Regions from separate parts of the Homo sapiens genome. Here region 1 is linked to region 2. Evidence: chromatin contacts called from ENCODE Hi-C or POLR2A ChIA-PET data. All regions are on one chromosome and are shown on one strand. Each heading gives the region's core, a stretch centred on a gene start or an enhancer-like site at or near the end of the contact. The rest is flanking DNA. Distances are from core to core; before and after follow the strand shown. Region 1 holds the start of KRT6B (keratin 6B). Region 2 holds the start of KRT5 (keratin 5).

Region 1 (3,519 bases), core at 217-2,716, 68 kb after region 2:
GTACATATGAATACATGAAATATTTTATATACATAAAACACACTCAAACACATACACACAAAACATTCATGTATTTATTTATATACCTTTCTACAATGCAGGCTCCCTCTCTATATATGCCAACTCCCTCCACCTCTTCCTCACCCATACAAACACACGTTGACACAAACACATATGCACAGACATGTCACCCATGGCCCAGGAAAAGCACAGGAAAATATCCAAGTAAAGATACAAGGATACACAAGGAACTGCTAACATTACTTCCTCCATAGATAGGAATTGGGTAACTGGGGAATGGCCTTGAGCTATATTATTTTGTTGTTTAGCATGTTTTACAAAAAATTTTTTAAAACATGTATCATGTATTCAATTTGTAAACATGTAAATAATTGTGCAAATAGTACTATTCAAAATTTAAATGGGCAATCTACTACATTTACTTCTAGAATGTTTAAATATAGACAGAATCTTAATAAGCTTCTAATTTTAATATGAAATATGAAGGTTAGAGTCTCATATTAAAGGAAACAATAGGGGTATGCAATTAGAAAAATCCCAAGAATGAAAAAGTACAATGAACAGTTAACCTGTTTTATTTAACAAATAAAAGTAAGAAATGAAGGGAGATTTTTAAATTTCAATGATTTAAAGGATATATCACTCAAATACAACGTTTATAGAGCTTATTTTGACTCTGATTGGGACACCAAAATATAAGAAATATATATCAAAAATAGGACTGCTTGAAGACTAAATAGACACTTGTTCATTTTAATTAGTATGTAAATTTTTAAGATATAAAAATAGTGTTTTGATTTTTTAAAGGACCTATTATTTAGATATTAATATTGAATTATTGATTGAAGACATAATATGACTTCTGGAATTTCCTTTCAAACAATCTAGAATGGAAGAGGAAATAGGGTTGAAGTATGAAAGAAATCAGGCTGGCCATGAGATGATCATCATGGAAGCAGGTGACAGGTATATACAGGCCCATTGCAGTGTTCTGCTTCTCTACCTGTTTAAAATTGCACCTAAAAGGTGAAACAATTATGGGGAAATTGTAATATTTCTGTTAAGGAATTCACAATACAGTGCCTGTGATCTCCAACAGCAAGGCTGGAAGAAAGTCAGACTGGGAAGAGGAGGGCACTCAGGGCATGTCGATAAACAGCCTAGCATGCAGAACCTTTGCTGAAGACAGTGACTAATTCCAACTTCATGAATTGAGAATACTCTTATTGTGCTGAGATCTCAAGTCAAAGCTGGAGGCAGGAACATTTTGCCTGACTAAAGGAAGCGAAAAATGCAATCTCGGTATTTCATAACTTTTGTAATAATGCAGGTGTGATCTCACTATTTGTAAAGCCCAGCCCTTCCCAACCTGCAAGCTCACCTTCCAGGACTGGGCCCAGCCCATGCTCTCCATATATAAGCTGCTACTGGAGTCCGATTCCTCGTCCTGCTTCTCCTCCCTCTCGCCTCCAGCCTCTCACACTCTCCTAAGCCCTCTCATCTCCTGGAACCATGGCCAGCACATCCACCACCATCAGGAGCCACAGCAGCAGCCGCCGGGGTTTCAGTGCCAACTCAGCCAGGCTCCCTGGGGTCAGCCGCTCTGGCTTCAGCAGCATCTCCGTGTCCCGCTCCAGGGGCAGTGGTGGCCTGGGTGGCGCATGTGGAGGAGCTGGCTTTGGCAGCCGCAGTCTGTATGGCCTGGGGGGCTCCAAGAGGATCTCCATTGGAGGGGGCAGCTGTGCCATCAGTGGCGGCTATGGCAGCAGAGCCGGAGGCAGCTATGGCTTTGGTGGCGCCGGGAGTGGATTTGGTTTCGGTGGTGGAGCCGGCATTGGCTTTGGTCTGGGTGGTGGAGCCGGCCTTGCTGGTGGCTTTGGGGGCCCTGGCTTCCCTGTGTGCCCCCCTGGAGGCATCCAAGAGGTCACTGTCAACCAGAGTCTCCTGACTCCCCTCAACCTGCAAATTGACCCCGCCATCCAGCGGGTGCGGGCCGAGGAGCGTGAGCAGATCAAGACCCTCAACAACAAGTTTGCCTCCTTCATCGACAAGGTGAGCCAGTGCCATGCCCTCCATCGGGCACTTCAGGGTCCCCAGACCAGAAGAGCAACACCTTCCTGCCGGAGAGACCCTAGGAGGGAGGGAGAAGGGGACTCAGCCCAGCTCTGCAGAGAGTGCAGGTGGCTCTCGGTGCACAGGAGGCAGCACAGATGGGCATCACTCCCCCATGGGATATCTGGAGTGGCCCTCACTCCTGCCTAGGGAGAGCCATAACTTTTCATAACCCTGAAGCACAGATGAGGCCATCAGAGAGTGGAGTAGGTTAATTCTCCCCTCTGAAGTGTTTAAGAGATTACAAAGCAAATGCCAGGAGTATATGGGCTGGTAAATTACACTCTGGGGTCTGGGTAAGAGGAAAAAGATTTAGAAAGAAAAGGAAAAGATAATCTGGCTGGATTAAGAAAAAAAGGGACATAGAAACAACTGTAAAACATGGATAAATGCTAATTAATTTTAAAAACAGAGAATGACCATAACATCAGAATATTTGAGAGGAGACACTAAATGGGAAAGTAGACTGAAATGTAATCATGAGTCAACATCTAATATCCCTCCTAACTAAGATCCTCTCGGTAAAAAAAACTGTGTACAATATATCAGGTAATTAGTATTTTTAAACTAGATTTGTGATTGTGCTTGGAAAAAGAAAAGAAGAAATGTTGAAACTCACTGATGATCAATAGCTTACAGTGCGAGAACACCTCAGTGGTCCGTGGGACAATTTCTCTAGTGAGACTGGTGGGGTGCAAAGGAGAAGGAGTTGGGGGAGCAGAGCTCAGCCTGAGCCTCTCTACATGCACTGTAGTAGCCCAGCACCATGGGGACCTCCCAGACCTCCAGGAAACTGGATACCAGACACTTTCTCTGCCTTCCTTTTCCTGGAAAATGACCATTTTGCTTCCCCTCCAGGTGCGGTTCCTAGAGCAGCAGAACAAGGTTCTGGACACCAAGTGGACCCTGCTGCAGGAGCAGGGCACCAAGACTGTGAGGCAGAACCTGGAGCCGTTGTTCGAGCAGTACATCAACAACCTCAGGAGGCAGCTGGACAACATCGTGGGGGAACGGGGTCGTCTGGACTCGGAGCTGAGAAACATGCAGGACCTGGTGGAGGACCTCAAGAACAAGTGAGGACTCCATTTCCTGCAGCACACACTTCAAGACTATTGGGTGACCAGGGCCAGATGTGTGTAGGATTCCTAACAACCCATGTCCATGGAAATGAAAAGCACAAATTAGTCCCTAGGAGCAAACCTGCAAGAACCACAGATGGTTATGGGAGGATGGGGAGATTAAAGAAATGGCAAATTTAGTAGTAGCAAAATTCATCTCTTTGGCTCTCTGTGGCAGGAAAGCTCAATTAGAATATATTCCATTCAGGAAAATGTTGAATCCCAAGCTGCTTTTCTGTTTCATCCTACCCACTGGCTCAAATGTGTC
Region 2 (3,696 bases), core at 1,197-3,696:
AGTGAAATTCCAGGCTGGGGTGGGACTCTCCCGAGCTGCAGTGGTGCTGGTGCCTGGCTCCCCACCAGGAGCGGCTCCATTATTTATACCTGTCCAGGTCTGGCATTGAGGGAGGGGCTGCCCTGCCTGCTCATGGGAGGATTCCCACGAAGCTCGGATAGAAGAGTGCTGCTGCTTCTCCCATGGAGCACCCACATGCTCCCTGCTCCCATGGAGCACCACACACTCACCGTTGGTCCCTGGCACATGGATCTGAGCTTGGCACACTCTAGCAATCCTCAGACTAGCCAGAACGCATTCCTGCTCTGCCAAGTCCTCTTTCTTCACAACACAGCTGGGAGGAGAATGAATGGGGAGAAGAGAATGTCCCAGTGTCTCAGGAGGGGTGGGGCTTCCCTGAGGGCAGTGAGGTCTGTACCCGGGACCTGTGAGTGTATGTGGTGGTGGGGATATACCCCGATATCGATCTTTGAGTGGAGCAGGAGCATCCCACTACGAGTCCTCAGACACTTGCTTCAGGCTTGGATCTGTTCTGTTCTATCAGGAGCCGAGGGTCCCCTGGTATGTCTCAGGCCTCCAGGACACTCACATCTGTTCTCCAGAAAGCAACCAAATGTGAAAATGGTGAGCTCAGCACAATTCATCTCTGAGGGTCTCAGAAATGCTCCAGCCAGGGAGGCCACCCAAACCATTTTGCTCAAGACCTGTAAGACCGGCTCCGGCCATTGGTCTGTCTGCCGAGATTGACCTGTCAGCTGCTTGCTCATCGCAGCCCTCTGGTGAGAAGTCACTGTTTCAGCTGATCCTCAGCACCAGGGAGTCATTTTCCCACTGCCTTGGCTTCCTTGTGGCCAACCGCAGGCCCTGGTGAGAGATTCCTGAGCCTGGGTCTGGTCCTGTTCTTCTACTCTTGAGAATATAGCCCCTCCTCCCTGAGGCTTTGAAGCCATCCCCATTGCATTCCTACCTCCAGCCTCGGGCCACAGGGCGCCCCCGAAACTCTGAACAGCCCAAGCACTGTCCTGCCTGAGAGCCCTGCTTCTATTTGGGGGACGGCAGAGAGGTGGCCCCACTCAGATCTGCTGCCAAAAAGAGTGGGTGTGGTTTAGAACAGACGTGTGTTAAAACCTCATCAGAAACCCCCTTTCCTCCACCTGGTGCCACAACCCCCCAGACAAGTTTTGCAGAGGGGATCTCAAAGGGCCCTCCCTAAAGCAGCTGGCAGATTGTCATGCCAGCTGCCTGGGCCCACAGGCCTGCTCTGGCTAGCCTTTCTGGCAGGACAATCCATAGACTTAGAATCCCGTTTTCCATTGCCTTGGCCCTGAAGGAGGCTGTGGGCTACAGCATAGAGAAAGCAGAGCAAGTCCCGCTGCTTGGAACAGGGTGGTTCGCCGTTATAACAGGCCGTCAGACTCTCAACATGTTCCTGATGAGATTAGAAGCTCCTGCAGGTATGTGTTTGTGGCGGCCTTCAGCCTGTATCAACACATACGATGACTCATTTCTTCCCTAGTGGAATAGAGCTTGCTGGAACACACCTGGGGGGCTGGGGAACCGGCAGAGTAGCTACCCCCAAAGAGAGACGCTATAGCCCATGAGTCTCAGGGTTTTTTTTTAAGGGATTGCATGGGATCCCCGGGTTTCCTAAACCCCCCACAGAGTCCTGCCCAGGCCAAAGAGCAAGGAAAAGGTCAAAGGGCAGAAAAAATGCTGAGTTAGGAGGAGCTATGGAAGGATAAACCTGGCCTTAAAGAGGTCAAAGTGGTTTATAGGGGGCGCTGAGGGCTTCCCACATTCTCTGGCCTAAACCTTGCAGGCAGATCTGCCCAGTGGGCTCTGGGATAGCTGTGCCTTCCCTAAGAAAAAAATTGTGCAGAAAAGGATGAAACTCTATTTTCCCTCTAGCACATAACCAAGAATATAAGGCTACAGATTGCCTTTCCCAGAGGGGAAAACCCTGCAGCAACCTGCTGCCTGGAAAAGTGTAAGAGCAGATCACTGGGGAATCGTTTGCCCCCCGCTGATGGACAGCTTCCCCAAGCTGGAAGGGCAGGTGCTCAGCATGTACCGTACTGGGATGGTTGTCAATACTCCTGGTCCTGTAAGAGTCCCCAGGACACTGGCCATGCCAATGCCCCCTCAGTTCCTGGCATCCTTTTTGGGCTGCTCACAGCCCCCAGCCTCTATGGTGAAGACATACTTGCTAGCAGCGTCACCAACTTGCTGCCAAGAGATCAGTGCTGCAAGGCAAGGTTATTTCTAACTGAGCAGAGCCTGCCAGGAAGAAAGCGTTTGCACCCCACACCACTGTGCAGGTGTGACCGGTGAGCTCACAGCTGCCCCCCAGGCATGCCCAGCCCACTTAATCATTCACAGCTCGACAGCTCTCTCGCCCAGCCCAGTTCTGGAAGGGATAAAAAGGGGGCATCACCGTTCCTGGGTAACAGAGCCACCTTCTGCGTCCTGCTGAGCTCTGTTCTCTCCAGCACCTCCCAACCCACTAGTGCCTGGTTCTCTTGCTCCACCAGGAACAAGCCACCATGTCTCGCCAGTCAAGTGTGTCCTTCCGGAGCGGGGGCAGTCGTAGCTTCAGCACCGCCTCTGCCATCACCCCGTCTGTCTCCCGCACCAGCTTCACCTCCGTGTCCCGGTCCGGGGGTGGCGGTGGTGGTGGCTTCGGCAGGGTCAGCCTTGCGGGTGCTTGTGGAGTGGGTGGCTATGGCAGCCGGAGCCTCTACAACCTGGGGGGCTCCAAGAGGATATCCATCAGCACTAGTGGTGGCAGCTTCAGGAACCGGTTTGGTGCTGGTGCTGGAGGCGGCTATGGCTTTGGAGGTGGTGCCGGTAGTGGATTTGGTTTCGGCGGTGGAGCTGGTGGTGGCTTTGGGCTCGGTGGCGGAGCTGGCTTTGGAGGTGGCTTCGGTGGCCCTGGCTTTCCTGTCTGCCCTCCTGGAGGTATCCAAGAGGTCACTGTCAACCAGAGTCTCCTGACTCCCCTCAACCTGCAAATCGACCCCAGCATCCAGAGGGTGAGGACCGAGGAGCGCGAGCAGATCAAGACCCTCAACAATAAGTTTGCCTCCTTCATCGACAAGGTGAGCTACGATCTTTTGTAAAAAATCACTGTGGGTCTGAAATAAATGCCAAAGAGAGAGAAAGAAGGAAGATGTTTTGGCTTTGTGCAAATACTTTTATAGTTGTACAGTTCTGTGTTTCCGTTTGTTTCTGTGCCCTGGATTTGTGGACACGTTCTGAATTAGACTGGCAGCTGGGAAGGGAGAATTATTTCTTCCCATTCAGAGGTTAGCTCACAAGGGCCTCTTAACAACTGTTGGACAGAGAGATGAATTTCATGCCATATATAAAGGGGCTGACTGTACAGGAAGGTAGACAAGTGCATGGGCAGCAGCCTGAGTGCCTTTGCAGCCACCCCTGAGCCGGGACACACTCCAAGCAGCACTCCTAGTGCTTTCTGTGCCCTGGATAGGTGTCCTATCTCCCCCTGGAAAAGTGAGTTTGGGTGCCTCAGTCTGCACCTCCCCTCCTGGGGCCCAGGGCCAGGCACAGTGCACAGAAAAGCTTTAGAGGGACGGAAAGAGGTGGGAGGCACCTTAGTGAGTTGATCATAGAACATGAAATCCAAGTTTCTCTATCTTCAAACCCTGCTCCCCTCCAGGTGCGGTTCCTGGAGCA

What was found. Hi-C counts contacts between places; a loop is a spot of excess contacts on that map. ChIA-PET counts read pairs that join two places held with the same protein, here RNA polymerase II (POLR2A). Pooled maps may share reads with other maps.
Region 1: a map of mammary epithelial cell shows a loop between it and region 2 (4-fold over the local background). The contact joins the promoter of KRT6B here to the promoter of KRT5 in region 2. A Hi-C loop is called at or near these places in 4 of 168 maps with a recorded cell type or tissue (MCF 10A, PC-9 and mammary epithelial cell) and 2 of 50 pooled maps. POLR2A ChIA-PET finds 5 or more read pairs at or near these places in 1 of 52 experiments (MCF 10A).

What each region holds. Positions count from the first base shown.
Region 1 is chr12:52,450,093-52,453,611 of GRCh38, reverse strand. It overlaps KRT6B (keratin 6B), which reads left to right and starts at 1,466. Exons shown (of 9, transcript NM_005555.4): 1 at 1,466-2,073; 2 at 2,992-3,206. The coding sequence starts at 1,534.
Region 2 is chr12:52,519,144-52,522,839 of GRCh38, reverse strand. It overlaps KRT5 (keratin 5), which reads left to right and starts at 2,446. Exons shown (of 9, transcript NM_000424.4): 1 at 2,446-3,098; 2 at 3,680-3,696. The coding sequence starts at 2,544. RefSeq lists enhancers at 1-539, 3,359-3,696.